2 separate regions of the Mus musculus genome follow, and region 2 is linked to region 1. The links are chromatin loops, found by intact Hi-C in ENCODE. Cell type or tissue: gastrocnemius. All regions are shown on one strand. Links, peaks and the distances in the headings refer to the core of each region. The heading gives the core; the rest is flanking DNA.

Region 1 (15,698 bases), core at 4,514-12,513:
TGCATTACTTATCTTCTGTTTGGGTCCTGATAGTTTCAATGTGGCAATTTGCTAGATCTGGGGTATTTGGATAATGTGTATCATTTAGGGCAAAGAGTTTCCTTAGAGTTCCCTGCTCCCCCACCCTCCCAAGGTTTTTCTCTGCATAGCCCTGGGTGTCCCGGAACTCAAGATGTAGACCATTGCTGGCCTCAAGCTCAGAGATCCGCCTGCCTTGGCCTCCCTAGTACAGGTATCCCCACTGCTTGGCTTCCCTGCTTTTTTGTTTTTTGTTTTGTTTTGTTTTGAATGTGAAGATTAACACTACTTTTGGGGTTTTAAAGGATAAATGAGGCAGTAAAATGCCATTAATTCCAGCAATGGCAGAGGCAATTGGTAGGGAGTCCAGGCCTGATCAAAAAATAAAAATGAAAATAAAAAAAGAAAAGGATCTATGAAAATGACTGTTAGTAACATTACCATTTGTTCATATGGGATCTATTGTACATAGTGATTTATGGTAGTCAAGTACTAACATTTCAGAGGAACCCTAATTGATTCAGCTGCTGCCTTCCAAGAAAATCTCATTTAATTGGACTGAGGGTGAGCTCAAATGGCATGTGTGGAAACTCTGCGTTTGATTCCCAGCACCACACTGCAAAATAAAGAATCCCAAAGTATATTTGTTATGATTTTTTCCAATTATAAAAGTGAAGAGAAGTTTAGAAAATATAGAGGACTATCTATCTATCTATCTATCTATCTATCTATCTATCTTATTTATTTTGGTTTTTCAACACTGGGTTTCTTTGTATAGCCCTGGCTGTCCTGGAACTCACTGCCTCTCAAGTGCTGGGACTAAGGGTATGTGTCACTACACCTAGCCAAATATTTTTTTTTTTTAATCCACATCCTCACTGATTAAAGTGGCTCACTCCTGTGATCCCCACACTTGAGAAACAGAGGCCATCCCGGACTCCATGGAAACTTTTGGCTATCCTGAGTCACGGGAAGCTATTCCAGAAGAAACAAGAAAATTCAGATTCTGTTACCTGAAACAACAACCATGATTTACATTTATAAGTATCCCTCCAGTGTCTTTTCAGTATAATTCTACAAATATTAGTTAATAACTCTGGATATTAGACAGAGCAGCAGCACTTGTACCCGGAGAAATCTTCCCAACAACTGCTCTCAGATGAAAAAGGCTAGAAAGTTAGGAATCAATCCTCTAAGAAATTATTAAGTTATTCTGTTTTTCTGGAAAACTAAAACCAACAGAGAATACATTATTTAACTCTCTTAGAACATTAGACTATGAAGTATTAGTTCTTGTTAGAGTCTCTAGGTCTAGGTAGACAATATTCAACTTGGGGGTTCTGATAATCTATGAAGATAATTTCCTCACACTGTGTGCTAGTTTGGTATTAGATTGCTCTCTCTCTCTCTCTCTCTCTCTCTTACCATTAGACTCTCAGATACATCAAGTAGTCAAATACTTTTGAGCATTTTATTTTGTTTCATTTTTTGGAAAAACAAAGACTCTGATTAGAACAGGCTTGTCTGAAATTGCTATTGTCCAGTTCTCATGTGCTTTGGGCTGGGTCATTTTAGAGCTTGTTTACATATTTTTATATGGTGGCTTTTAGACGAAATGCATATATTTTAAGTACCTGTCTCCCAGTATTTGTAACTATTTCTTTTTGTATCAATTTGTCGTGAAGTATCTGGTGACTACTCTGTCCTCCTGCCTAAATAGGTATATTAATTACCCACTCCAGAGACGAGGTTACTGCTCAAAGCCTGAGCCTGGCGCTCAGCAGCTTTCCCCATCTCAGCCGCCATTCCGCATGACTGAACTCTGTGAGCATGTCTAGCATGCTAAATACAGCAGCTCTTCACAGTGTGAAAATAGGAGTTGATTAAAAGCAAATCTATTTTAATTCGCCTCTGCAAATGGCTCAGTTTTACTGTCACCTTCCTGGAGTTCTCTTTAATATTCAAATGAGATGCACTTGATCCATTTTCACAGTTAAAACGCAACCTACATTAATGTGATTTGCAGGGATGGGGATGGGCGGTGCATCATAGATAAGTGCTCTATCATGGAGTTAGGGCCTAGAAGCCTTCTGGTTACCCTTTTGCCATGAGTATCAATTACTGTTGTCATTGTTGTTGTTATTAATATTATTTTGAGACAGGGTTTTACTATTTTACCTTGGCTGTTGTAGAACTCAATATGTAGACTGGATTCCAACTCACAGAGACCCGCTGGCCCCTGCCTCCCAAGTGCTGTGATTAATGGTGTGTACAACCATACCTAGCCATTACTAAGCATTTTTTAAAGTTTTATTTTTATGTTGTAATTTAAAAAAAAATTGTGTGTGTGTGTGTGTGTGTGTGTGTGTGAGACAGGCTCTTTCTATGTAGCCCCAGCTGTCAATGGAACCTACTTGAATTTACAGAGATTCACCTGCCTCTGCCTCCTGAGTGCTGATATTAAAAGTGTGCACCACCATGCTCATCTCTGTTTTTATTTCTAATTGTGTGTGTGTGTGTGTGTGTGTGTGTGTGTGTGTGTGTGTGTGTGTGCTTTTCCTCTTTGTGTTTGTGCAGGAGAATGCAGATGCTCTTAGATGCCAGAGGCCTGGGATACCTGAAGAGTTAGACTTACAGGTGGTTGACTGTGAGCCATACACTAGTGCTGGAATCCATCTTAGATTTCTGAAAGAACAGTAAATCACTCTTTGGTGCTGAGTCATCTTTCTATCCCTGACCTAAGCTTCTTTTTTAAAAATCAGAAGATTAGATTATCTTTCTGTCAGCTCTTCTTTGTTTTGTTCTTCCCTTCTATGGAAACTTACAACGATACAGGTTCATGAAGAAATCCCCCTTAAGTATTTTGTAACACAGATGGAAACGGGAAAACAACTTCACCAGTGTTTCCTGATGTGTTGCCAGCAAAAAATGCAAAGCACTGAGAAAAAGAAACTCTCGATTTGGGGCTATGCAAAAATCCTTGCTTGTCCCTTGCCTTGTTATCCACAGCATTTGCACTAGCAATAGAAAGCAGAAAGCCCCAAGGCAGGGATTCCTCAGCCCACTCATCTCCGTGTTTTGTTGCTTCCCGATCATTTCCCAGGGTGGGTGGGTGTCACTGCATTCCTGTGGGGGCTTCTCTCCTCCTACCGTGTGTAAGGTTTGGGGTTTGGTGGCAAGCCACCTTTACCTGCTGAGTTTTCTGATGGACAGATTTTTTTTTTTTTTTTAAAGACAGGGTTGTCTCTATATAGCTATGACTGTTCTAGAGCTCACAGAGATAGTCCTGCCTCTGTCCCCTAAGTGTTAGGATTAAGGACCTTGCCACCAGGACTGGCAACAGTACTACTATTAACAAACCCTCTGGCTAATCTAGGAGGATATTTTGTAAAAAAAAAAAAATAATAAAAATATAAATATATAGTTTTAGGGTTGGAGAGATGGCTCATGCTCAGGAATTAATAGCACTGTCTGCTCTTCCAGAGGTCCTGAGTTCAGTTCCCAGCATCTAAATGGCAGTTCACAAGTGTCTATACCTCTGGTTCCAAGGGATCTGACACCCTCATACAGACACATTCAGGCAAAATGCCAATGCACATGAAATAAATTATTGTTTAAAAATCTAGTTTTAAGGAGACGAGGCAAGAAGACTGCCTGGGCTACATAGTGAGACCCAGTCTCAAAATGAAGAAGAGGGTGGGAGGGTGTCTCAATGCTTGAGGACACTATGCCTCTTGCAGGGGATCTAGGTTTGGTTGCTAGCACATGATGCTCATAACCATCCCTAACTCCAGCTTCAACTACACACACACACACACACACACACACACACACACATATCTCAAGATATATATGTATATATATATATACATATATACAGACACACACACACATATATATCAAGATATATATATATATATATATACATATATACAGACACACACACACACATATATATATCAAGATATATTATATACATATAAACTTAGGCTATATGGCAGACTAAAATGAACAAATAATAAAAAATAAACCCTAGTACTTTTTATGGAACAAAAGAAACAATTATGTGACCCCAAATATTATTGCTATTATTTATGATTTTTTTCCAATTCAAAATACTGCCTGTTCGGTTGGTGAAGTTATATGGTAGCCGAGGTCTACAGTCTCAGTCCTGAGAGGTGGGCACAAAACTAGAAGTGTGAGACTAGCCTGAGCTATATAAGACCCTTTCTCAAAAATATAAACAGTGGCTCTGGAAGACCCTTTCAAATTAAGCCAAACAAAGAAAACACTACCAAGAACTGGGAATGTAGCCTAGTGATATATTAACACACCTTGTTGGACGCGGGCGAGGTCCTTAGGTAGAACCCTAATTTGTGTGTACTGCACACTTTGTAGACCCTAAGGGCACAACGAAACAAAAAGTGTAGGCTGTACCCGAAGCACCATTTTATTTTTGTGTATGAAAAATTAAAGTATGAGTTGCTGACGGTTTTAATGAGTTAAGATTTTTTTTTTCTGTTACTCCACAGTGGCCTTTTGCGGTTTTATCTTTCTGAAAGCCGGCCTTACATGAAAGGTCAACTGCCAGTTTCAAAAGTCTGGAAGGGCCGGAGGTCTAATACTCTCTGTTTAAAAAACCAACTATTCCAAACCTTCCGAGGGGAAACAGTATGGAATGTCTGTATCCTTTCAGCTTTAATTCTTGTGTGTACTGTAATCATGAGCAAAGACATCTTGCAGAAGGTTTCGCAAGCTCCTATATAAAAAGTTGCTTAATGTTACAAGCCAATGATTCTTGGGAGGGATGGGTTTCTCTGCAGCGCTGGTCCCTTGTCTGGGCGGTGAAAAGGGTGGCCTGGTCCCGACCACTTTCCCAAGCAGGCGGGGAATCTAGGCGTCCGGAAATGGTCAGGGGCGGGCCGTAGGGCAGACAGGCATAGGGACTTTGGCCTCTAGAAACCTCTTGGCGTGGAAACTAACCGGGTTCTCTTGTGTTTCCCCAGAGCAACGCCTGACCGCAGGCAGAAGCGGCCCCATCCTCCCCCACCCCGACGCCTCCGGCGGCCGGCCTCCCGGCCTCCGGCGCGCCTGCGCACTAAGCTGACTGCGCGGGCGCCGCTTCCCGGCTCCGCATTCCTCCCCCTTCCGAGCTCCGCGCGCCTGCGCGCCGGCTGGGAGGCCCTCCGCGTCGGGGCGGGAGGACGCGCGCGCGCCCGCGGCCAGGGGGCGGTGGCCAGGCGGCGGGAGGCGGGCCGCGCGCGCCGGTGGGAAGCGTCCGGCAGCCACAGCGCCGGCTCCGTCGTAGTCGCGGCCGCCCGGGTCTCGCTCGCCCCTCCTCCCGCTCCCCCGCCCGCCGCCGCCCGCGCGCATGCGCCGCCGGAGCGCGAGGGTCGGCTTCGGGTGTTTGGTGGCGGCAGAGCGGAGCTGCGAGGCCCGAGAGTCAGAACCTGGGGGAGAGGGATGGTCTCTGCACCGGGGGGAGCCGGAGGAGCCGCCGCCGCTGCCGACGCCACCGCCGCAGCCGCCGCCGCCGCCGCCCCGGCGCCCGCCTCCCTGCGCTGACGGCCGCGTACGAAGCCGGCGAGGGGGAGCCAGCCACCGCGGTCGCCGGCACACCGCCCAGCATGGTCCGGGAAACCAGGCACCTCTGGGTGGGAAACTTACCGGAGAACGTGCGGGAAGAGAAGATCATCGAGCATTTCAAACGGTGAGTGACACGAGGCCCGGAGCCGCGCTGGCACCTCGGGCGCCTCTCCGGCCCGTTGCTGGCCACCGGCAGAGCGGCGACGCGCGGCTGGCTCCGGCGCTCTGGGCGGGCGGCTGCTGTGCGGCCACCGAAGGAGCGGGAGCGCTGGGGGGCTGCGGGATCGCCTTTTTGCGCGCCGCCTCGCAGTCCAGCGCGACTGGCCGGGGCCCCGAGCGCCCGCAGAGCCCGGGCTGTGCGGACGCCGCAGCCGCGCTTGGCATCGTGCGGCACCGGGAGGTGGCAGGCACCCGGAGCAGTGGCCGCTCTCCGGAGATTCGTGCAGCGGCGGATGCTTCAGCTCTCTGCGCGGCTGGGCGGAGCGGGCTGCCTGGCGCTCGGCGGCGGCTAAATGGGCTGCCCGTGTCCCGGAGCTCGCGGGGAAGGGAGCGCGAACGCCAAGCTTGGCGCTGCGGATGCATTCCCGCGCCGCGCTGGTGACCGAGCGTTTTTTTTTTTTGTTTTTGTTTGTTTGTTGTTTTTTTTTTTTTTACAATAGACCCTTCACCTCGAATTCGTTAGTGAAGTAGCCAAAAAGTGCAAAATTTTAGCGATTAGGTATGACTTTTCGGTTTCTCTAAATACTTTTTGCTTGTGGAAGGAAAAGAAGTAAATGCTGCTTTTCATACCCGTTGGTAGCATTTAGCGCTTATTTGCTCCCAGAAACGCGTGTCCGGGTAACTGGTAGAGGCCTCAGCATGCAACCCCACTTACAATGAGAATTTATTCATACTTTCCGCACATTGAGAAAGAACGTAGCAAATCTGCGATCGCCTGTGGAAATTCACTTCTCCTGATATCCAATACCCTGGAAGGTTCCAAGTTGGGCGTACTCTGAATTCCCACTATCCAGTCGGTGCAGGGAATATAATTAGGAGAAGGAACGTCCTCACATTAGAGTCAACCTGGGAAAATGGGTTGTGTCGCCCGGTCTAGAACCTCTTTGGTGAGGCCTGGGAAGCGTGAGCGCCTTCCTTTCTCTCTCTCTGATGGAGGGCCATTGATTCTGTTGGCCGTTGCTCTGACCGGGGGTATTAAATCTTCGCCTCCGGGGCGCGCGTGTGCGCGTGCCCGCGTGTGAAAAGGAGCTGGGTATAGTGAGGCCATTCATAACCTGCCGGGATGTCCTCCGCAGGCCTGGGGGAGGTGCGCGCTGCCTGGGACTCCGGGTGTTTACTACGTTGTGTCTGAGACACGGGAGAGGGGGAGGTCCGGAGATGGAGTGTTGGCCGGGGTGCCCGGGGATGAAAGGGGACTGCAGCAGCTGGAGCGCCAGCAGATGGGAACTTTCTCTGCCCGTGCTGCTCCACCCCTCGGCTCGGGTCTCTGCCCTCTAGTAGCAGGTCCTCAGCGTGGAGAAGATAGCACTCCGCTTTCTTAGGTTCTGGAGTGGAAACCCCTCTGCGCTGTACCTCCTTTAAATCGCCCAGTGGCTCTTCCATGGGTCTCTGCATGGGAAATTGATACGCACCCGACGTGCAAACACGTGCATCGCCTCATTCGCTCTGCTCCTGTGTTGGGTGGTCAGACTTGACATTTTACATCATGCAGATTTCAGAGGCACGGCTTGCCTCAGACCTGGAGTTTGACCCCCTGTGCAAGCCGAGGGAGAGGGAGAGCAGCGAGGGAGGAGGTTGGGCGCAGTCCTGGGAGGCTTGGAAGCGTGGTGCCGCGGTCCGGCTGGTGTGAATGACTCTCTAAGATGGCGGCCAGGACCCACTTTATGTGGGAATCTGCGGAGCCGCTCCGAATGCACGGCAGGGAGGGCGGGAGGAGGCTCGCAGGAGGGCTGCCCGGAGAGCCCGAGGAACGCGGCGCTAGACGAAGGCTCACCGGCACACTGCTGACCCCGCGTTTACAGCAGCGCTTTATCAGATGCTCTTGGTAAAAAGATTATTTGAAGCCTCTGCAGATGTGTGTCCCCAAAACTCCTGTATCGTAAAAGCGACAGTTCTCACTTTGAGACGAATGGATTTTATTTGGTTAGTACACCTTTAATGGGAGCAGAGCATGAGAAGGTAACAGAAAGTAATCTCCCCTTCACCCTTGACCCAGGAATTCCCAGTTCTCACCCCCCCCCCCAAACAGGTACTCACTGTTTCTGGTTTGTTGCTTATCTTTATGCCTACAAAAATGTTCTTGCCGGTTCAGTTGTGGAGCTAAGTATAGATCTCTTTCTCCATATAGTGGAATGTGTTTTGTTGTGATCGCCGCCAGGAAGGAAAAAGAGAATTTGAATCATTTAAACGAAAGGGATGGAAAGGCACTAAGATGACAAGGAAACTTAATGGCGTTCAGACTCTGCCCTGTAGACCTCAGAAACAGAAGAACTCCGAGATGCCTATGTTAAACCGAACCAGAGTGCCTTTTCCTACCCTTTTCCCTAGCTGATTACAACATTAACTAATAACTGTTCTACAGGATTAAGAGGTGTACACTGGGAATACATTACATAAAATGCTTCAAAGACGAATGTTCTTTTAACAGTGGTTAGGCTTTTGCAGTAGGTATTTGGATTAAAAGGACAACAACAACAAAAAACCGTGGAGGCTAAATCAGACAGCTGTGGAGGCAGAGATAAAGGCCTCCCTCCCTCCCTCCCTCCCTCCCTCCCTGCCTCCCTCCCTCCCTCCCGGCTGGCTCTCTCCCTTGCTCGGGTTCTGACCAGTGCTTTCACAGCACGGCAGATGGAGGAAGGGTGCTGATCCACCCCCCCATGCCCCCTAGTGCCGAAGAAAGGCAGCCCAAGAACATGGAGTATTTTTAAAAATTGGCTGTACCTTCTTGCATATAATAAGTCTACTGTGTTCATTTTCTTTACAGCTTTCCATATGCTGAATTAAGAAAATTAAAAGACTGTTTCTGAATAGGGATTTAGTTAACAAAGATCCATTACAGGGCCACAATGGAGAAAGTCCTTTCTTTCTTTTGTGTGGTAGTGGAGCTAAGGGGCTGGAGGGGGCACCACACAACAATTGGTTGCTGTCTGGTAGAGCGAGGTGTGTGCCAGGGCGCCTGGAATTCGAGTTACCAAACGGGTAGAATCCCTCAAAGACTAACCCTTCTCTCTACCTTCCTTTCAGGGTTAAGTACATCACGCAGTGCATTTTCCTTGACTGCCCATCAGTGGTACTTTGCAGATAGGATAAATATTATGTAGTAACTGCCCAGGGGAAGCCTTTTTAAAACATTGTCAAAAGAATGAAACTGGTTAAAAATCTTCTTTATTGAGACAAGGTTTCTTTGGGGAAATAAAGGTTTGTTTTAGCAGGGTGGTTTTCTAGTTAAGAGCCATTATGTATACCCAGCTATCTTTTTGGTCACAAAAATCAGATAATACGACAGCTCCTTCATCCTTGCGGGAGCTCACTGAGGATGTTCGGAGGCCATCGGTGCCATGTCCTTCCTTTACTTGAGTCCAGATGAATTCTATGAAGTTACCTCTAGGTTTGAATATTGTGATTCTGAATATTTAATGATGGACTTCTTTTTTGCATATTTTAAAATTTCAGGAAAATTCAGTTATTTTGGAATAGCGTTAAAATTAATATAGAGTGCTTAAAATGTATTTAATTTCTGGGAAAACTAACTGTGGCAGACTGTGGGAAGACACAGGGGTCCTTTCAAGGAGCGTCTCCGTCTGTCTTGGAGAAGGGACCTTCCCGGCCACCTTTGTTTCAGCCTCCGGGTTGCTCGGGCTTCTCCTGTTTAGTATGCTTAGGAAGAGGCTTCAGGCTGGGTTTATGAAGATATTTTTAGCCCCGTTAACATTGAAGCTTTGGAATTTTTATGTAGAATGCTATAAAGATAGTGGTGCCATGGTGTGCGGTAGCCCAGTCCTTGGAGAGGCTGAGGCAGGTGGACTCTTGAGTTCAAGGCCAGCCTGGTCCACAGAGCCAAGTCCCAGGATAGTCAAGGTTATATACATTGAGACCCTGTTTCAAAAAAACCAAAGAGAGAAAGACAGACAGACACGAAGGCAGCAAGCTTTTCTGCTTTTCTGGGTTGCTTCCACCTCTCACTTTCTCTTAGTTTTAATTTTTGTAATTTTGATTTTTGAGTCGCACACCAGGCTACCGCAGTAGTCACGGGTCGATGCGTACTATAGCCCAGGTTGGTTTCGCTGCCGGCCGGCGAGGTTCTGGAGCTACGGGCCTGACCCTTTACTTTCCATTACTTTGTCAAAGTATTTAAAGCATTTCACGAGGACACCGAATGTCCAGCTGGAGATTATGTATTTCCTTCCTATCATTTCTACTCCCCGTCTTTATGGCGAGCGAGCTCCTCCAGCACCCAGGGAATTAGCACTGGGCTGAGCTGTAGTCAGCCATCCCAGGGTTTAGAATGGTCTACAAAACTTGTATGGTAACAGAAGTTGAACTACTAGCTTTAGCTCTGGGATGATTTTTATTTTATTGTACTCTTCTGTGTGTGCAGGGGTGTCATCTGCACCACAGATCTCTCAGGTGCACATGGAGGGCAGAAGAGGGTGAAGATCCCCTGGGACTGGAGTTGGGGATGGTTGTGAGCCGCCGTGCATGTGTGGCTGCTGGGAACTGAACTCCAGTGTTCTGTCTGGAAGAGCAGCCGGGGCTGAGCCATCTCTTCCCCCCCAGCTTGGGATTTACTTAAGTTTTTGAGTGACACATAGGCGGGTTTCAGGGTGTGGAAATAAGCTTTGAATATTTCGGATTGCTCTCCCCCATGTGTCCCTGTCCACTAAGTTACAGATTGAGAGCGTCAGGGCTGGGTGTGGCTTTACTTTCGTCCCAGATACCTGCCGAGGCAAGCAGGTCTCTGTGAGCTCCAGGCCAGTCAGAGCTGCTGCATAGGGAGACTCTGCCTTAAAAAACATTTTTTTTTTAAATGGAGGGTGTGTGTCTAATTTACAGTAGAATGACTAAAATCCTGACTTAAGTACAGTGAACTTTTTTTGAGACAGGGTCTCTTTCATGTACCCTAGGTTGTCCCTGGTACTTGACACATAGACCAGGCTGGCCTTGATGGTAGAGGGGTTGGATTTCCCTCTTGCCTCTCCCTCACAAATGCTGGGGTCAAGCCACCATTCGGGGTTGCCTTTTATTTTTGAGACAGGTCCTCCCTAATCTTAGTCACCCTCAAATTTGCTAGAATTCTTGATCTTTAAGCATCTACCTTCAGAGAGCTGGGATCATCACATGACCTATCTATCAGGCTGAGTTTATGTGGTGGGCATCAAACCTAGGGCTTCATGCATGGTAGGGAAGTGGTCTATTAAATCGGAGCTGCCTCTCAGACTTGCTTATTTGGATTTTATTATTTATGATTTTAAGTATAGAAAACTCATGTTTAAGCATAGCAAACCGTGCTTGCTTTTGAGAGTCTCGCTGTGTGGAACCAGGCTGCTTTTGAATGGGGACCCTTTCCCCAGCCTGGATTACAGTTTTCCAGCTTGTGGATTTCCATATTTCAGGGAGCTAGAGCATTCAGAGTGAGTTCTAGAAACTCTATATAGTTCCAGGTCTATGCAAAGAGACCCTGTCTCAAAACAAAGAGAACAAAGTTTGCCTAGCTAGGTTGTTGTTGGTGGTGTAGTCTCCCCCTTGGTGTCTGACAGGTGTTTTGTGGGAGATTCCCTGGAATTGTCCTGGCACTCTCTTTATCAGTCGCCATTTGGCAGCCTTAGCCCTGGGTGACAACTCTCGCTATGTGCCCTGCCAGTGTGGTAGCCTTCCTTGGGAGGCTGAGGCAGGAGGATGAATTGGATGGAGCTCTGGGTAGACTGGGAGGAGGCCTGCCTTTGGGTGGTGGCTAGCTGCTGCTCCTTAGGTTTCTCATCCACAGATTTCCGTATCTCAGTCCCAGGAGGAGCCCTGTTTGCTATTGATGTAGTTATGTAGAAACCAAAAGCTTACAGATTTATTCCCAATTACTTACTGTGTGTGTCTCCGTGTGGGTTTGTGCTTGTGAGTGAAGGCGCCGGTGGCGGCTCTCTGGAGTTACATGCCTGGTTGTGAGCTTCCTGCCCTGGGTAGCTGGGATTTGAACTCAGGTCTTTAGAATGCTATGCACTGTTAACTGCTGAGCCATCTCTCCAGCCCCCGAAATCAAGATTTTAAGTGCTCAGAACTGTGACTTTTTTTTTCTTCAGAGCTGAGATGTATGTCATTTGTACATGCATGTTTAATCATGAACATGCTGCTGTGTCTTCATTTACATTTGTATGTGCTCATATGAACTCACAGCAGATGTGCAGCGGTCAGGATCAGGATGGCTTACGGCTTCTTTCCTCTTACCGTGGGAATTGAACTTAGGTCATGTAGCAAGCACCTTCTCTCACTGAGTCACTGCTCCTGTAACCGTATGAGTTTACACTGAGTTGACCTGTTCAGTTAATCAGAATTTTTACTCTATTATTAATTATTACTATTACAGCCAGGCAGTGGTGGCGCACGCCTTTAGTCCCAGCACTTGGGAGGCAGAGGCAGGCGGATTTCTGAGTTCGAGGCCAGTCTGGTCTACAGAGTGAGTTCCAGGACAGCCAGGGCCATACAGAGAAACCCTGTCTTGAAAAAACAAAACAAACAAACAAACAAAAAAATAGTATTGCTATCATTATTTTGTAGGTGTATGGTATGTCTGAGTACAGGCCTGAGTGGAGTGTGTGTGTGTGTGTGTGTGTGTGTGTGTGTGTAGTATGTAGTATGTAGGTCAGAGGACAGTTTTTGGGGGTTGATCCAGGTTGATCAAACGCAAATCTCCAAGCTCCCACAGCAAGCCCCTTTACGCACTGATCCGCCTCGAGGGACGGATGATGAGGTTTTAGCGTCTCCCTTTCTGCGTTTACAACTTCTAGACCCCTGAGAGAGCCGACTCCTGCCCTTACACGCACAGCTCTGCTCTGGAGTTACTACCCTTTGTAACTCAGCTCCCGGGCGCTCTGCCGCCCACTCCTGCCACTTGTGAGGACGTGGCCCTGGTGGCTCTTAGCAAGGTTTTTGAATCCAACATGGTGAGGCTGGCTAAGAAAGGAAGGTGGCATTGGGAGTGGCCTTGCTGGTTTGTCCTTTCCTCCTCTTTCAGAGACGTTGCCTCGGGGGCATAAACAACAGACTCACTGCCATTTCACTCTCAGCCTCGGGGTCTTGTCAGTCTGTGGTGTGTGTGTGTGTGTTTTTTTTCTCCTGCTAGTCACATAACTCATTTACCAACCTTCTTACATCATGCTGAGAACAGGGGTTAGGATTTGATATGGGGAAGAAGCCTTACACTGAATAGGGCAAGCAGCAGCCTTTAATGTGGACCTGGGAAAACGGTTTCCTGAAATTTAGCTCTGAGCTTCAGAGAGACCCTGGCATAGCCCGAGTCTGTTCTCCCTCCGCCACCTTTGTCTTTTCAGTCGGTGGGGTCTCTTCCTGTAGCCACTGGTGGCTTAGAATTCACTGTGCAGTTGAACATGGACTCTTTTTTTTCTTCCCTTTAACACCCTCCCCCCACTTTTCCCTCAGAGACAGGGAAGACCAAGCTGTATAGACCAAGCCTGCCTAGAACTCATAGAGATCCACTTGCCTCTGCCTCGAATGCTGGGATTAAAGGCACGAACCCAATGAGAGACGTAAGAAGATGTGTCTGCTTTACTTTCTGCAGGAGTTTGGCCGGCATGTATGTATATGCACTGTAGGCATGCTGGTGCCCACAGAGGCCCCAAGAGGTCATTGGATCCCTGGAACTGGGGTTACAGGTGGGTGCTGGGAACAAACCCAGGTCCTCGGGAAAGCAGCAGATGCTCTTAACCGCTGTGTTCCAATGGACACTTTCTTTTCTTTTTTCTTTTTTCTTTTTTCTTTTTTCTCCTCTCCTCTCCTCTTCTTTTCTTAGATTTATTTTTTATATATAAGCATACTGTAGTTGTCTTCAGACACACCAGAAGAGGGCATCAGATCCCATTACAGATGGTTGTGAGCCACCTATATGGTTTCTGGGAATCGAACTCAAGACCTCTGGAAGAGCAGTCAGTGCCCTTAACCACTGAGCCATCTCTCCAGCCCTGGACACATTCTTTATTTGGAACAATTTTTCTTTTTTTCTTTTTCTTTTTCTTTTTCTTTTTCTCTTTCTTTTCTTTTCCTTTCCTTTCTTCCTTTTTTCTTTTCTTTTCTGTTTGTTTGTTTCTTTTTCGAGACAGGGTTTCTCTATGTAGCTCTGGCTGTCCTGGAACTCACTTTGTAGACCAGGCTGGCCTCAAACTCAGAAATCCACCTGCCCCTACCTCCCGAGCGCTGGGACTAAAGGCGTGTGCCACCACGCCGGGCTGGAACAATTTTTCGGTCTCAGCCTGCCTGTGTGCCGCTGGGACTGGAGGTGGAAGCTGTCAGGCCCGGGTTGGAGCTGCTTTTCCCATGGTGTTGGCCTGGTCCCTGGCCTCCGCCTCACAGTGGTGGGTTGTTGATCTATCATCACCACCATCGCCGTCACTGTCATTATTCCTGTGTGTGCCAAAGTCACGAGGGTCGTCAGATCCTTACGGTTGGGTGCTGGAACTTGAACTACCCGTCCTCTTTGCAAGAACAATCGATTCGATTCTTGTTTTGATTTTGCTTTTGAGTCAGGGCTACACCATGCAGCTTTGGCTGACCTGGAACCCACCTGTTCTCCCTCAGAAATCACCCCCCCCCCCAGCTGCCGCCCCCTCCCAAATGCTAGGAGTTAAGGCATGGGCTACCGTGCCCAACCAGTGTTTTGCTCCTAACCAAGAAGTCCCCTCTCTCTGCAGCTCTAACTGTTGTTCTGAAGCAGATCTCAGATGTCTCATTTTATCTATTAGCATTCCAGTCCTCCTTCCAGAATGTAAGACTATTCAAAGATACCACAGCACTGTTAGCATTATAATTACACCAGAACAACTAATTCTTGCTTGTTTTCAAACACCCGTTCAAAAGCTCTAACGCCTTGAGAACGGATCATGACTCTGTAGTACAGGTGCCTGGAGAGGCCAGAAGAGGGCACAGTCAGGTCCATGGGAGCTGGAGTTCAGGCCTGAGTCGCCAGTCTCTGCGGTGGGTGCTGGGAACTGAGCAGCTGCTCCTCCTGCTGAGCTAGCTCTCTAGCCCCACCAACAATTTTTCCCTCCCATGTTGGCGATTAAGCCCAGAGCTTCCTATCCAAGCACGCGCTCCATCGCTGCGCTCTGGTTCCGACCTTGTCCATCTCCTGTGGGTTGTTTTGTTTGTCTTTTCCTTTACTTCTCTTCTTCTTAGGGGGGGTGGGGCAGCTTGTCACTTTTACTGTAGATGCAGGGATTTTGCATTATGATCAACTTTGCTACTTTCCCCAAGGTTGCATGTACTACAACTCAGTGGGTTTTCTTTGCTTTGGCAGAGAGAGAATATACATTAACAAATAGTTGTGAATCCTACTCTTTCCTCTCCATTCCTGTCACTCCAGAGGCAGGACTAGCTCAGGATAGGCGCTTTTTCCATAGTGAGACCAGGGCCCCAGTTGTTGGCTCACACTTGTAATTCCAACACCCATAGGCAGAGAGAGGAAGGAAGATTGCTGCAATTAAAGGTCATCTTGGTCTCCATAGTGACTTCAGGGACACCAGGGCTATAGGCTGATCTGTCTCACCAACCCAAACCCAAGAAACAGGACAGTTTTGCTGGATTTAGGGATTTTGAGGAGTTTTGTTGTTGTTGTTTCTCAAGTCAGGGGTTTCTCTGTGTAGCCCTGGCTGTCCTGAACTCCCTCTGTAGATCAGGCTGGCTTCATATTCAGAGATTCCTCTGCCTCATAGTGTGGGTACTAAAAGGATGGGTTCCACCACTGTCTGACTGATTTTTAAGTTTTTAATCATCTTTAGTAATTAATTTTTTAAAAAGAATTATTTGGTTTTTGTTTGTTTTTCGAGACAGGGTTTCTCTGTATAGCCCTGGCTGTTCTGGAACTCACTCTGTAG
Region 2 (15,698 bases), core at 2,892-10,891, 80 kb after region 1:
CACGTCCTTCTGGTCCACAAAGAGCATCTTGAAGTACTCGCTGCAAGCTGCCAGCACCGCCTTGTGAGCCTTGAAGTCAACGCCGTCCACCACAAAGGTGCAGTCACAGAGGAGGCCCAGTTGCCGCTGCTGGTTCAGCTGCTCCAAGACACGCTGGCTGTGCTGGGGGAAATCCATGGCTGCAGAAAGCCAGAGCCTTCCGTCAGCACCGAGAGGATGCCAGCCCAACTCACTGCCAACTGCCTAGCAAGCCCAGGTAAGACTCACAGAGGAGACAGAGAATTAAACACGGGAGAGGCTTTTCTACCGAAAAAGGGCAGATGACTCCAGACACTTACTGCAAGCCAAGGCAGCCCAGTCATTCCCAAAGCTTACTCGACAAAGCAAGTTCCCCCCAGCAGAAAGTATCAAGATAGCCCCACAGCAGAATACACACTAGGTAATGAGCCACGGGGTCAAAACCGCGAACAAATGAAGCAAAGCGATTATGCGGTCTCACAATCCAGTTGACCACGGTTACCCAAGAGCACACACACTCTTAGAATAAAAGGCTTTGAGTGCAGGCGGCTCTCCCATCGGCAGCTGTGGCGCTCTCTCTCCTCTCCCACAGGCTCTGGGAAGTTCCCGGTGCACTCAGTGGCTGGCTTCTTTAGGGTGGGGATCTTACTCTGTCTCTCTCCTTCCCCGCCTTTCCCACCCCACCCTGGCTCAGCTCCTCCCACCCTCGGGCACTACATAAGGTAGGCCAATCTGCTGCCTCCAGAGACATCAGAGCGGGGAGTCCTGATCCAAGAGCTCCTCCCTTAATGCTAGGAAATCCCACAGCCTTCCCAAGGCTTCAGAGCTGGGCCTGGGCTGGTCCTCAATTATGAACTATACAGAGATAAATACTCAATCGGCCCACTGCAGAATCTTCCCAAGATCAGCAATCTTCTAGGGAAACAAATGGGTTTCTCTTGATAGAAAAAAACTTGTTTCGGAAAATTTCAAAATAAAACCTGGCACTGTGTGAGGCTAAAGTGCATAGAGCAATAACAGCCTGTCACTCCAGAACCAGGCTGCCCCTGAGCAGGTGAGTGACTTTGGGGCACTGTGCACTGGCTGCTCCTGATGCCACCATCCCAGGCTGTCACTGGCCTACAGCCTGGAGCAGCAATGGCCATCTGAGGAGAGCCAACACAGGCCATGCCCCTCACACCTGCACAGGCACAGTTACTGCCCTGTGGATTCTGGAAACTTCTGAGTGTGTGCCTGCAATCTCAGGAAGAGGACGCTGATGCAGGAGGATGAGGAGTTCCGAGCCAGCCAGAGTCACTGTCTCAAACAAGAAAATATGTACGTGCTGGTCTAAGAGGAAGTATCTAACGGGGAGTGTGGCAGTGGTATCAGGCCAACTGCAAGTTCAAACTGAAGACCTGGCCATGTTCTCCCTGGCCCAAGCAGGGACACTGCTTTTGGACCTAGCAATACCAACGTCCATAGCTAGAAGGCAGCCTGAAGCAAGAGAGGCACAGGACACCCACAGCAAAGCCATTGGGCACCTTCGCTAAGCTAAAAGGGTTCACCACCTTCCTGATGCTGCAGCTCTGTGATACAGCTCGTGTCGTGCTAACCCCACTATAACATCATGTTCATCACTACGTCTTCATAACTATAATCTTCTTGGGTTATGTCTCCTAATGCAAATATCTGTTTTCTAATTGTCTTAGGCGACCCCTGTGTAAGAGTCACTAGGCCATGAGTGGTTGTGAACCACTGCTCTAAGTCCTCAATCCAGAAAGAGCGCCATTTCACTGGTGACCTGAAGGGATGACAGGGAGAATCTCAAGAGTTGCTGCTCAGAGTGTAAGATACTAAGACACACGCCCAGGCCTGGGGGTAAGTGCCTTTCTGGGGTGCCCAGGAGATGAAGGGTGCACACACCCAGGCACAAAGCAGGTGTGGACACCCCATGCCAGAGTGCTCCTAGTCTTCTGAGGTTGGGAAGTTGCGGTTAGTCTGGAGTCCTAGTCCCCATCTCCACAGCCAGTGAGCCACCTGAGTGCAGACGGGGAGCTGACATGCCACGTTTCGTTTGCTAGATCCTGAGTGACTGACGAGTGCAGACGTGGAACCAGGTGGTCTTGGTGGAAACCAGCGGTCTTGGTGGAGCCCTGGCCTCCTTCCTTTGTCCAGGGTGCTCACATAGTGCCAGGCCCACCATGACCCTGTCATCATTGTTTCCTTGTGTTCTACAGCCCTCACTGTGTAGCAGAGCACCTGACTCAGTAAGTGAATCGCCAGAATAATCCACTTCTGAGAACCCCATGAGATCCTGTGAGATCCTGTGTGGCTGCTGCTCCCCGGGCCCCATGGGACTCCATCAGTGGCGCATCTGAAGTTGGTTTTGGGGTTTTTTGTTTGTTTATTTGTTTGTTTGTTTTTTGAGACAGGGTCTCACTGTATAACCGGGACTAGCTTAGAGCTCAGAGATCTGCCTGCCTGCCTGCCTGCCTGCCTTTGCCTCCCAAGTGCTAGGTTAAAGGTATTTACCATTACACCCAGCAAGTTCACAGTTTTTAAATAAAACAAACAAAAAGGAAAGCCCAAGTACCAACCACACAAGGTCAGTGGCTCAGTTCCCTAAGGTCCTGGGGCAGGGGAGTGAGCTACAGTGGGGCTATTAGCCTGACAAAGGGACACAAGCCGTGGCCCCTGGAGGCTGGAGATATGAGCGCACTCCTCAGTTCATATTCTGGAGCTCAGATCCACTCTGCTCAACTCAACAAGTTCCTGCAACAATGAAGAAGTAGTATTTATTGAGTTGTGCAGCCTGACTGCTCACAGAGCCAGAACACCACACCCTGCTCACCTGCACACTAAGCACACAGCCACAGCCACAGCCACAGCCACAGCCACTCTGGGCACCAGCTTTCATGTTGCTGCCTCAGAGATGCAAAGAGTAGAGAGAATTTCTCCAGACCTGAATCCAGGCTCTCCTCCTGGCTGCCAAGGGGCCAGAGTGTCCCCAGCGGAGCAGGGGCTCAAATTCTTTACAAGGTTAATTACACAAACTCAAATGGGGGTGGGGGGTCCGCCCTTAGTGCCCAGCAGCCATCTGTTAGCAGGAAGCAGAGAGACATTCTAAGTTACTCTTTTTTAGTCCCTGTATCGCATGGTCCCTACATCTGTTTACTTGAGCACTCTGGGTGACTAGACCCACCAATCATAACCCATCACCCCTTTTAAACACAATCTGGAAAATGCCTGTAACACAATTCCAGCAGTGGTGAGACAAAGGGAGAGCATGCTAAACAGAGCACCGATTGAGGAGGGGTAAACGGTCTCTGCTGACAGGCACTTTACACAGACTGACTGCACGGTTAAAACCTGAGGCCACACTGGTCCATGAGGCCAACTGTCTGGCTGAAGCACCAGGTTAGGGGATACAGAGCTCCCTCCCAAAGTCACACGGCCTGCCTGTCAAACCCTGAAACCTGATCCAAGTCACTGGCAGGCCCGGTCTAGCGTGAGGGGTGGCGCCACACCCCTGGACAGAAAGCAATCTCCCTCAGTCACACACTGAGCCTCGCTGGCTCCCCACAGACTGGCCAGTTCCAGCTTCCACACAGAGAGGTCACTACCATGTGCAGCTCACCTTTCCTGATCATCCAGAAGGACAAGTGGCTCAACAGATATAAGTACACTCAGACCAAGGAAGCAGAAGTTCACAAAGGCCTCCTTGGGAGGTTGAAAGCTATGCACCCAGCCCCACTACCAACCTGTCTCTGCATGTATAACCTGGCAGAGAATAACTATCAGCAATCCGCCTGCTACCACAGTGCTCCACAGTGTCCAGCAAATGCTCACCTTGTATTGAGACAGTTTCTCCCATTTTTAGCAGGTTTTCTCGATATACAGATGTATGTGTACACACACACACACACACACACACACACACACACACACACAATCCATCTAGAAAGATAACCCTTCTTCAGTGAATGAGGGGAGACAGTGCTAGGATCAAACCCAGGGCTCTAAGTGCCGGACCCCAGTCTCCTCGTCTAAGCACACGGAGCTTTATAGAAACTTCCAGGCCGGCTTGGAACTCCACCTCCCAACACATCACCCTCTACTGACAGTGCTACCCTGACCGAATGAAGTTTACCAGTCCTGAATCCGTAGTGTTTTCTGTAATTATAAAAAGCAAATTCCGGCCTGGCGTGGTGGCACACGCCTTTAATCCCAGCACTCGGGAGGCAGAGGCAGGCGGATTTCTGAGTTCGAGGCCAGCCTGGTCTATCTACAAACTGAGTTCCAGGACAGCCAGGGATATACAGAGAAACCCTGTCTCGAAAAAACAAAAAAACAAAAAACAAAAAAAAGCAAATTCCGGGCTGGAGAGATGGCTCAGTGGTTAAGAGCACTGACTGTTCTTCCAAAGGTCCTGAGTTCAAATCCCAGCAACCACATGGTAATGAGATCTGACGCCCTCTTCTGGTGTGTCTGAAGACAGCTACAGTGTACTTACATAGAATAATAAATAGATCTTTGGGCCCGAGCAAGCAGAGGTCCTGAATTCAATTCCCAGCAACCACAAGATGGCTCACAACTATCAGTACAGCTACAGTGTACTCATATACATAAAATAGCGGCTCAGGGACTGGAGAGATGGCTCGGCGGTTGAGAGCATTGACTGTTCTTCAAGAGGTCCTGAGTTCAATTCCCAGCAACCACATGGTGGCTCACAACCATCTGTAATGGGATCTGATGCCCTCTTCCGATGTGTCTGAGATAGTGACAGTGCACTCACATACATGAAATAAATAAATAAATCATCTTTAAAAAAAAAAATAGCGGGCTGGTGAGATGGCTCAGTGGGTAAGAGCACCCGACTGCTCTTCCGAAGGTCCAGAGTTCAAATCCCAGCAACCACATGGTGGCTTACAACCATCCTTAACGAGATCTGACTCCCTCTTCTGGAGTGTCTGAAGACAGCTACAATGTACTTACAATAAATAAATAAATCTTTTTAAAAAAAAAATAGCGGCTCAGACTCACTGTGCAACACAGACTAACCCTGACCTCACAGCCCTCCTCCTGCACCTCCCACTGCTGGGACAGCAGCTGGGTGCCACCAGGGCAGGCTGTCTACTGGGGGGTCTCACTCGTCCTCACAGCCATCAAGAGAGAGCAGAGCAGGCGCTGGCCTTTTGTTCACTTTCATTTCTTGAGACACAAGTCACATGAGTTCAGGCTGGCTTTGAACTTGTGATGGAGCCAAGGATGATCTTGGCCTCCTAGTCTTCCCATCTGACAAGCAGAGACCAGCATCCTCATACTGTTTGTCCCAACCTCTAGAACTACAAGAACTACGCCTGTTTAATCTGCCCAGCCCAAGGTACTCTGTTACAGCAATGCAGAACACAACTAAGAGCAAGATAAGTATTTGAGAAACAATCTGTGAACTTGGATGGGCAAAGATCAGTAGGGCAGCCCAGCTCCCTAACGGGCGCCTGTAGCTATCAACTGGTGACCCCGCAGCTCATAAAGCAGCCTGGGCACGGAGAACAAAGAGCAGGTGGCTTCATGCTCCTCTCTGCGCTCACCTGAGGGAAGCACTGTAGCTTTGAGCCTCCGCTCGAGGACGGAGATTAACCAGCAATGATGCCACATGTAAGGCGGTATCAATGCTGTGCAGAGTCGGGTAGAACTATCTGCCAGTCAGAGGAATGAGGAGGACCTCTCTGAGGAGGGAGAATTTAAACAAAGACCTGGAAGAAGGTGCAAGAGGAAGCTGCACCACTGCAAACCCAAGACCCAGGAACCAGTATGGCGCCATGGGCAGATGGCAATGCCCTTTCTTTCAAAGTTTCGTGCATGGTAACCATTTTACCCATTAAGGTACACCCAAGATTCTTCTAAAGACACTTTTCTTTAAAAGCCTTGGGAGAACTGAAAACTGACTGGCAATACTCTGAAAGGGCCAGGCAGCAGCTGAAGGACAAGTCAGGGAGCAAGAAAGCCAGCAGCCACTGCAGAGAGGACCATAGATTTGGTGGTCTGCAAGCTGGCAGCCATGCTCCAGTTAAGAGAGGCCAGCCTAGTCTACAGACAGGTCTACAGGAACAGTCAGGGCTACACAGAGAGACTGTCTTGAGAAAACAAACAGCAGCTTATGTAGGAGCTGACGTAATTAGCTGTTGCCGCAGCAGTGGGCTGTGAAGGGGAGAAGCGGTTGGGGGAAGCAGAGGAGGGCACACAAGTTCTGTCATGAGAAGCTGGCATGGGGGCATATTCCCTGAGGAGAGGAGAAACAAGAGCCCATGGAAAATCACAACCTTGTCAGGCAACTGCAAGTACTAAAGGAGGGGACAGTGGATAAAACAAGAAGCAGGCCAGCATATGGCTAGGGGCTAAGGGCGCTTCTGTCAGCCTGGTGACCTGAGTTTCACCCCCCACAGTACACATGGCCCGACCGAACCAACCCCAGCCAATTATTCTCTGAACCCTACATGTACATTATAGCACACACACGGACACACATACATACATACGCACACACACACACACACACACACGCACACACACACGCACACAAACATATAAATGTATTTTTTAAAAAAGAAAAGAACGAGGGAAGAGTGTCAGGAAGCGAACGTGCAGGGACAGACTGGGCTGTGCCAGCCAAGTTGGGGCACGGCTTATCCTCCACAGGCCACGAACAGCCAGCAGACCAGAGCCTGCCAACTGATGGCTGCAGCTGCCTCGGTCGGCTGGCAGAGTGCTTCTGTAGCATGTGCAAAGCTCTGGGTTCAATCCCCAGCACTGTACAAACCCCAGTGTCAGGTCATTCCCAAAATCCTCACTACAGAGTCTGAGGCAAGCCTGGGCTGTCAGAGGCCCTGCCTTATAAATAAATAAAGCTGACATGACAAAGTTTTCAACAGAATGGCTGGAACCTGAAAAACTGTTAACAGCCCCCTGCTGACACTGGAAGAGCTTAGTCTCCGGCCCTCCACAGACCACCTCAGAACAGGGAAGCACCTCTCCCTTGAGGGGCTCGAGGCCCCTGCCTTGTTCAGCACGGTCCTGAGCACTTCGCTGCTGAGTCACAGTGTGACTGAATCATGCTCTGAGAGACACCCACATCCTGCAGGGCTCCAGAGAAGAAGAAAAAACAGTGAAGGCCCTCCTCTCAAAAGGAGCTCACGGGGACACTTGCCCAAAACCTTGCTGTCTTACCACTTAAAGAGGAAAACAGAGGAAGTTACAGAAGAAGGGGGTGGACTAGTCTGGGTATTTCCGCAGTCAGAGACCTTTTCTATCACAAAACCTTTAAGGTATTAAGGGTGTGTCCCGACACTCACCAGGGGTTGGTACCACAAGGCTGGTGTAGAAGACACCTGTAAAACCTGAGCACCAGAAGGCACAGGGCAGAGCAGTGACGTTAGTTCAAGGCCAGCCTGAGCTATCCTGGGAGGCTCTGTGTCAAAATTACAACAAAAAACATTTCCTACTTTCTGTAAGACCTGGTGACTAAAAATTTCTCAATAGAAAAAAAAAAAAAAAAAAGTACTTGAGAGGCAGAGGCAGGCAGATTTCTGAGTTCGAGGCCATCCTGGTCTACAAAGTGAGTTCCAGGACAGCCAAGGCTACACAGAGAAACCCTGTCTCAAATCACAAAGGATGCGATACTCCGTTAGATTCTGGGAGCAGAAATCCCTAAAGAAGATGTCCCCAGAGTAATGGACCCTCAGCATCAGGTACAGATGAAGCCCTGATATTGTGAAGAGCCTGCCATTGCTGGAGCCACAGCTCCTGGGCTTAGCTGCAGCTCAAGGCTTGTAATTAAACAGAGCTGGTCCTTGGGCAGCAGCATACACATCTCTAAACTCCATTCTTTTCTGTAAACCAGGGATAACAATGAAGGCTTCTACTTCATACAGCTGCTCTTGGGCTCTAGCATTATGATACTAAAATACATAAAGCCACGCTGGAGCAGTGACGGCCGGAGACCAGGGAGGAGCCCACTACCCAGGGGCTCACCTCTTCTACCAGATACAACATGAGGCCTCAGTGCTTGAGATTTAATGGGATGCCACCACCCCCTTTCTAAAAATCACATGACTTGCACAAGCAAAGAGGCTTCACTGAGAAAAGACACAGCATGGCCATCCCACAGAGAAAGGACACCAACTGTCACCTGTAGTCTATGATCTCATTTTCCTTTAGAGCTGAATGGTATTCCATCACACACACACACACACACACACACACACACACACACACACACACACACACACACACGAGCGAGTGCTACTGCTGTGACGGCCCAGCCAAGCTTGATGGCATGATGCTATTGATGAAGATCACACATGCTCTGGCTGCAGGACAGGAGAAGCCAAGCTGGACTGAGACAGAAGCCTCCTCCCTGCTGGCTAGCCCACCCTCGTGGAGTCAGAAGGTGCTCCTGGGGACTCCTGGGAGACTCCTGGGGAGAGCAGTCAGCCCTGGCTGGCCGTGCTCAGCTCTGGAACGTCCCTAAGGAACACACTCCTCACTGAGCAGCAAGAAGGGCCCACTGCCGTACCAGTGCGAGTCTATTATGGGTAACCAAAAGCTTCCTGAGTGGCTGAGATGCTTCCCAGGAGGGAACTCACGCTTGGTGCTGGAATCCTGGTCAGAAGCTTGGGGCTGGAGAGGTCAGAGGGAAGCCGCTGCCGCCACTTTACTACGTGGATTAGACATGGCACTAAATTCCCTTCCAAATACCTATGCTACTGCCCAGAGACCGCTGCCGCCGTCAGAGAAGGTTCTTTGGAGCGACTCCTAATGTGTGCACGTGAGGAAAGTCAGCCACAGCTGGGTACCTGCATCACCCTTCGTGGGAGGGGAGGACAGAAGGGATGTAAGAGCCTGAGGAGGGTGAGGGCTATGGATCATGACACGGCCCTGGCACTCCTGTGCTCACAAAGCTGTGACCACCGGACCCATCAACATCCTGCGATGGAGAGAGGAGGGGCTTGTGAGGTGCCAGCCCTCTGAGGGTCATAAGACACTAATGGTCCCTGTAAATAACTCCTCACCCGTGTTCCTGTAAGCAACCTTAATTACACTCACTGGGTTAAAGAGGAGGGGGGAGAGGGAAGGAGCAGGTATGAAATGGGGGGAGGGGTATAAAAGCAGAGGACTAGGTGCTAGGAAGAAGGGGAGGGAAAGAGGGAGGGGACATGATGAGACACAGTGTGCACATGTATGAGGTGAGGAATGAAATCATTACATATAACTAACATGTGCTGACACATGTGTCCCGCACACTGCACTCTCAGCACGTGGTAGGGAAGGCTGGACAGTCAGGAACTCAAGGCCAGGTCAGACCTCGCAACCTCATCTCCAAAGAAAAAAGAGCAGAGTAACACCTGGTGGCCCTCAGTGTGACACGCCTTCTTCAAGTGCAGACTTTTCCTGGGCTTTTGTTCTACATAAGATTGAGTGCCAAGGTCCCTTCTAGGGTGGTTAAGATTTAATAAATGTTAAAGGACCGAGTCCACTCATGAGTGTGACTCCGACCAGCACATGAAGTAGGGCAGAAGCCTGAGTGAGGACAGTGTGAAACAGTCGCCAGCACTCAGCGACTGTTTTAACTTTATATTGTCTTAGGGCTGCCAACAGTTCCAGGTCATGGTGATGTACACGTGTAATGCCAGGGCTTGGCGCTGAGGCAGGAGGACAAGGAGTTCAAGGACAGTCTGGTCTCTGCAGCAAAATCCTGCCTCAGAAAACAAAATCCAGAAGCCAGAGTGGTGGGACCTTTAATCCCAGTACCCGGGAGGCAGGCAGATACCTGGACACCGGCCTGCTCTACAGCGTGAGTTCTAGACCAGCCAGGGCTATGCAGAGAAACCCTGTCTTAGAGATACCCAAACAAACAACAAAAAACCAGGCCTGGAGAGGCAGCTTGGGGCTTTCAGAGCCCAGGTACAATCACCAGCAGGGACATGGCAGCTTATAACCACTTATAACTTCAATCCAATGCCCTCTGATCTCTACAGGCACTAAACACACATGGTACCCAGTCATACATGCAGGGGAAATACCCATACACACAAAATAAAATAAAAAACAAGAAACAAAGCCAGCCAGGAATGAGGGCACACACCTGTAACCACTGTATTTGTGAGGCAGAGGCAAGAAAGACAACTGAGCTGGGCAGTGGTGGCACCTTTGATCCCAGCACTTGGGAGGCAGAGGCAGGCAGACTCTTGAAATTCTAGTTCCAGGCCAGCCAGGGCTACACTGAGAAACTCTTCCTAAAAGAGAAAGAGAGAGAGAGGGAAAGGAAGGGGAGGGGAGGGGAGGGAAAGTGGGGAGGGAAGAGGGAGGTACTATAAATATACTAAAAGAAGTGAAGTGGGATGTTCAATTCTATGGACACAAACTCAGCAGAGGAGAAACAGCTTTAAACCTAATAAAGAGGAAGTGAGATAGCCCCACCCTCATCTGGATAAGGTCTCATTAAACACCACAGGTGGGTCTGGAAGAGCTCTCCTCAGCCTCCCAGTGCTCAGGCTGAGATACAGAGGCACCACAGCCATTACGAAGTTCTTTTAACTAAGCAGAAAGTGCTGGCACCAAAGAGAAGACTGATGAATTACATGAAAACGGGGAATTTCTTTTCCAGTTGGAGGGATGGCTCAGTGGATAGAATCTCTTTGCAGAGGACCTAAGTTTGATTCCCAGCACCCATATAGTAGTCCACAACCACCTGTAACACCAGTCCCAGAGATCTGATGCCCTCTTTGACCTCCACCAGGCATGCATGTGGTACAGATATACATGCTGGCAAAACACCCATATGTAAAATTTAAAAATCTAAAGAAACAAAGAATTTCTTTTTATCATGGAAGTGGAGGGCATGCATCCCAATGAAAAAAAAGGCCAATAATCATGAGTGCACTTCCATGTCTAAATAGCAAAGGGTGAGTGTCCAAGATAAACAACACAATATCCCCAGACAGGCTCTGTGGTGGGGAGAGCACCTGCTCAGCTGGGAAGAGGGTGGGCTAGTGTCCACAAAACATCAAGAAACCAAACCGGGGGTGGGGGGGGTGGGGGGGGTGGGGGCCTGAGTGCTGTCTTCAGACTGGTCAAAGGGAGGTCATGGGAAGGTCAAAGGAGAAAACCTGCTACATAACGGTGTCCTCTAAATATCACACACATTCTTTACACACACACACACACACACACACACACACACACACACACACACACACACCACATAACAGTGAAGTTTAGAAACCCTTTAAAAAGACAAGCAAATAGAACAGTGGACATAAGATGTAAACAGATGTTTCAGAAAGGCGGGAAGGAGAATAACCCTCCAGGGTAAGTAAGTGTGGCTCTTGCTGCACAAAGAATCAGGACACTGCAAATCAGAAAGTGTACCATTAAAGAGGCGAGAGCAACTGGGAGGTGGAGGAAGTAGGGGCACTGCCCACCGCCACAAGACAGTGTAGCGACATCAGCAACAAGGTGGGCACACCTAGCACTAGGAAGCCAGAAGCAGGATCACGCCTTTGAGGCCAGCCTGAGCTACATAGAGTCTGAGGCAAACCTGGGCTACTAAGCTACCCTGACTTAAAAACAAACATACAGCCTTTAATCCCAGCACTCGGGAGGCAGAGGCAGGCGGATTTCTGAGTTCAAGGCAGCCTGGCCTACAGAGTGAGTTCCAGGACAGCCAGGGCTACACAGAGAAACCCTATCTCAAAAAACAAACAAACAAACAAACAAACAAACAAAAAACACATACAAACAAAACACCTGATTTGCCGGGCATGGTGGCGCACACCTTTAATCCCAGCACTCGGGAGGCAGAGGCAGGTGGATTTCTGAGTTCGAGGCCAGCCTGGTCTACAGAGTGAGTTCCAGGACAGCCATGGGCTACACAGAGAAACCCTGTCTCGAAAAACAAAAAACAAAACAAAACAAAAAAACCCACCTGATATGAAGAAAACAATATTATCCTGGGTATTAAAATGTATAAAATTGGCCATGTAGTTCTACCCCCAGTGCTGCAGCCCCCAGAACTAAAACAGAGAGTTCTGCAGCATGAAGGGCAGGCAGCTCACTGAGTCAGCGAACTCCAGAGTCTCTGAGGCCCTCAGCCGGCTCAGTTGGAGGTGCGCTGCCCTCTTCAAGCTCCGGCCTCTGAGCTGGGTGGGATGGACAGGAGGGTGACTGTAAATGGATGAGACGTGGGTGGTGGCATCAACTCCACGGCAGATCCTTCAGGTGTGTGGTGACAGTGAGGCGCCTGCCTGCCTCCTGGCCTGCACCTGCCTCGGCTCGCTTCTTGCGGCTGAGCCTCAGGACTCAGGACTGTGCAGACATGAGGAGCATCCCTCAACCCTCCGTCCTCATCCTCTGCTTCCTCCCTCTGCTATGGAAACCAGGCTGGCCTCAAACTCACAAGATGCCGGCCTGCCTCTGCCCCCAAGTCCCAGGAAAGCAGAGGGACTCCACCCAGCTAAGGGAGTTTAAGACAGCCTTCCAGATGGAAGGAAGTAGGCCAAGACCCTCTCCTTGATAGACGAGCAACAGACTTTTCAGGGTATGGCATGTTCTCCAAGGTCCAAAGACTACAAACTGATCAGAAAGCTGGGACTCCTGGGAAAAACAGAGGCGCAGCACAGCCCCGACCTTCCAGGTGCCGCTCAGCTAGGTCTGCCTAGGGGAGGGACAGCACCCGGCCTTGCTGCTGTCTGGGCTTTCCTCCTTGAATCCTGGCTGAGTCGCCCTGCACCTTGCTGCAGGAGACAGCAAAGAGACACACCTGCTAAGCAGCCACAGCACACCCTGTAGATCCCATACAGGTCTCTAAGCATCCCCAGGACAGGAGGTTCTTAGCCCTACTTACAGATGGGGAAACTGTGTCCTGACCATGACATAAATGGCCCCCTAGACAGAGCCACACACCAGAGTTCTCACTGTCCATCTTTCTCTCCCTATCAGCAAGAACATTAGCATTAATTCAGTCTAAACTTTCATGGCCTCAGCCCAGCTCTCTGACATCAGGCAGGCCCCCTCTCCCACTGCCCATGACTGTAAGTGCCTGCTTTTGAAACCCAGTCACACTAAGTGCCGGACACCAGGCGGTGTCTGATACATGCTGGGTACAGAGCACACCTCAGCAGTAGACAAGCCTGGCCACTCCAGCCCAACCACCACAAATCTACCCCATGCACCGTGGCCTGGGAACACACCCAGGCCACTCAGCCCCCTACTGGACTTTCCTGCAGGTATGGCCGGGCCCCATGCTCTGGACGCTGTGACTCTGGGACCAGTTTCTCATCCAGTGCCAGATTAGTACAACATCAAAAGCTTACAGGTGAACACGGGTTCCCTGCTCGCCCTCCCTTTGTGAGAAATGAAGTTCATATACAATGGCAGGACCATGAGGAGCCAGCTTGGGCCGTTAGGATGGATGCCTGCACTTAAGCAAAAAACGTGGCCAAAGAAAGACTGTTCTAGGGGCTGGAGAGATAGCTCAGTGGTTAAGAGCACTGACTACTCTTCCAGAGGCCCTGAGTTCAAATCCCAGCAACCACATGGTGGCTCATAACCATCCATAATGAGATCTGATGCCCTCTTCTGGGATGTCTGAACACAGCTACAGTGTACTTACATATAATTAATACATACATACATACATACATACATACATACATACATACATAAATGCTGTTCCAGATGCAGCTTATGGGACAGTGGTCTGCTCAGCAGTTAAGGGGCAGAAAAAAAAAATAGCTCTTTATGTTAGCCACCGTATTCTTAGGACATTCTCCTCATTGGCCGCTCTGGAGACTTGAACCCAGGGACTTCAAAAGGCTAGCACTACCAGTGAGCCACACCTCTGCCCTGTAAGAAAATTTTAGATTTCACCTACTTAAAATAAGATAAAAGCTGGGTGTGGTGACACACACCTTTAATTCCAGCACCTGAGAAGCATGAACAGACCTCTGTGAAGGATGAAGCCAGCCAGGACTACATAACAGCATCCAGGATAGCCAGGGCTATCCTGAGACACTGGCGCAAAGAAAAAAAAGAAAAGGGGGGGGGGAACCATGCCCAGGAATTCACTTTAGTTTTTGCTGGGAAAAATAAATAAGTGAATCAAGCCATAATCCTGAACTTAGGAAGCAGAGGCAGGAGGATCACCCTGAACTCAAAGTTAGCCTGGGTGACAGAGTAAGTACCATTTAGACTCTATTTAAAAAAAACAAAGCAAGCTTTTTAATCAACAATTTCACAATGAAACTACTACCAGGATTTTTCTTGGGTTTTTTTTTTTTTTTTGGGTGGGGGCAGTTGTTTTGGTTTTTCAAGACAGGCTTTCTCAATGTAGCCATATAACCAGCCCTGGCTGCCCTGGACTGGCTTTGTAGACCAAGCTGTCCTTGAACTCAGAGATTCGTCTGCCTCTGAATCCCCAAATGCTAGGACCAAAGGTGTGTACCCCCACACCTGACTTAAAAACGTCCTGACCAGATGATCTGAACCATGCTGAGTGTGCATAGCGATCTGGAGCAAGCTTCCATCCTTCAGAGTCACAGACACACATACCTCAGATCTCCAAAAGGCCAGGGTCTCTCTTCTCAGACAGTGTGCCTGTAGGATCTCCAGCTCGGCTCCCCGCCTCCAGCTCATCACCTGAATCAAAGACACCGGAGAGGAAGCCTCAGTGAGTTTAGTACGCAGCCTGGCAAAAGCCCTCAACTGATGGTAAATGAATGAGTACTGGCCCGCTGTAGAACAGCCTGTGTGCTGGGCCTGGGGACCAAGGAGAATGATCAGGGCCCCAGGCTCCTCTTGGTCCTGGGACAGCCCTGCCCAGCTGGTGATCTTACCCAGTTCAGTGCAGCGTGGACTTCCGAGATGTCCACAACACTGGCACTCACCCCAACGCATACCCCCACTCAGGTGACCTCTGCGGGACGCCAGCCATAAGATCACCACCAGAGAGCGTCACTTCAACCTTTTTTGGTGGGGTTTTGGGTTTCTTGAGACAGGGTCTCACACTACAACTCAGGCTGGCCTAGAGCTTGCAGTGTGGCTCCGGCTATATAGTGAATCACCGGTGAACTATCGACCCACAGTTCTGTCTTGGCCTCCCTAGTGCTGGGATTCTAGGCACACACCACCTCAGGCTTCCCTTTGCTCAAGCACACATTCCCCACCCATCTAAAGCTAAATCTTTCCCACTGGGTGTGGAGGCACAGGCAGGTGGATCTCTGTAAACTCAAAGCCAGCCTGGTCTACAAACCGAGTTCGAGGACAGCCAGACTACAGAGAGAAACCCTGTCTTGGGGGAGGGGAGTACTAAATCTTCCCTCTTATTCACTGTGCTCCAGGTCCTGCTTCCTCCCAACATCCGTCAGTAAAGGACAGGGTTGCCCGACAAGCCTGACAACCTGAGTCTGATTCCTCAAAGCCCACAATGCAGTGGGGCACAGCTGTGATCTCAGCTTTCCCAGGGAGAGCTGCCAGGCAGATGGAAGGAGACTCGGATGGATGCAGGAAGCCAGCCTGCTACACCACACAGCAGGAAGGACAGAGACTCTGACTCAACACGGTAGAAGACGAGAACCCAATCAAGGTGTCCTCTGATCTGCACGCACGCTACAGTTTGAAGAATGGGACAAACCTGATGA

Evidence for each region. Peaks named below come from ENCODE experiments on the same cell type or tissue, not always from the same donor. Only the 100,000 strongest peaks of a DNase experiment are listed, where the experiment ranks them.
Region 2: a loop joins it to region 1, with 2.0 times the contacts of the local background. A loop is called at or near these places in 2 of 42 quality-filtered maps.

Annotation. Positions count from the first base shown.
Region 1 is chr4:141,528,194-141,543,891 of GRCm38, reverse strand. It overlaps Spen (spen family transcription repressor), which reads left to right and starts at 5,295. Exons shown (of 16, transcript NM_019763.2): 1 at 5,295-5,728. The coding sequence starts at 5,646. It overlaps Gm4123 (predicted gene 4123), which reads right to left and starts at 8,343. Exons shown (of 2, transcript NR_166589.1): 1 at 7,861-8,343; 2 at 6,475-7,695. In gastrocnemius, for the core only: a CTCF peak has its summit at 8,512 (motif pointing left); DNase peaks (open chromatin) are centred at 6,892, 7,404, 8,461, 8,751 and 2 more places; H3K4me3 peaks cover 4,291 bases; H3K27ac peaks cover 4,236 bases.
Region 2 is chr4:141,446,250-141,461,947 of GRCm38, reverse strand. Zbtb17 (zinc finger and BTB domain containing 17) reads right to left here. Exons shown (of 16, transcript NM_009541.2): 2 at 14,611-14,697; 3 at 1-179. The coding sequence starts at 177. Gm42337 reads left to right here and starts at 13,034. Exons shown (of 4, transcript XM_030253993.1): 1 at 13,034-13,091; 2 at 14,899-14,967. The coding sequence starts at 13,034. In gastrocnemius, for the core only: no CTCF peak of the experiment used is centred there; a DNase peak (open chromatin) is centred at 6,715; H3K27ac peaks cover 5,432 bases.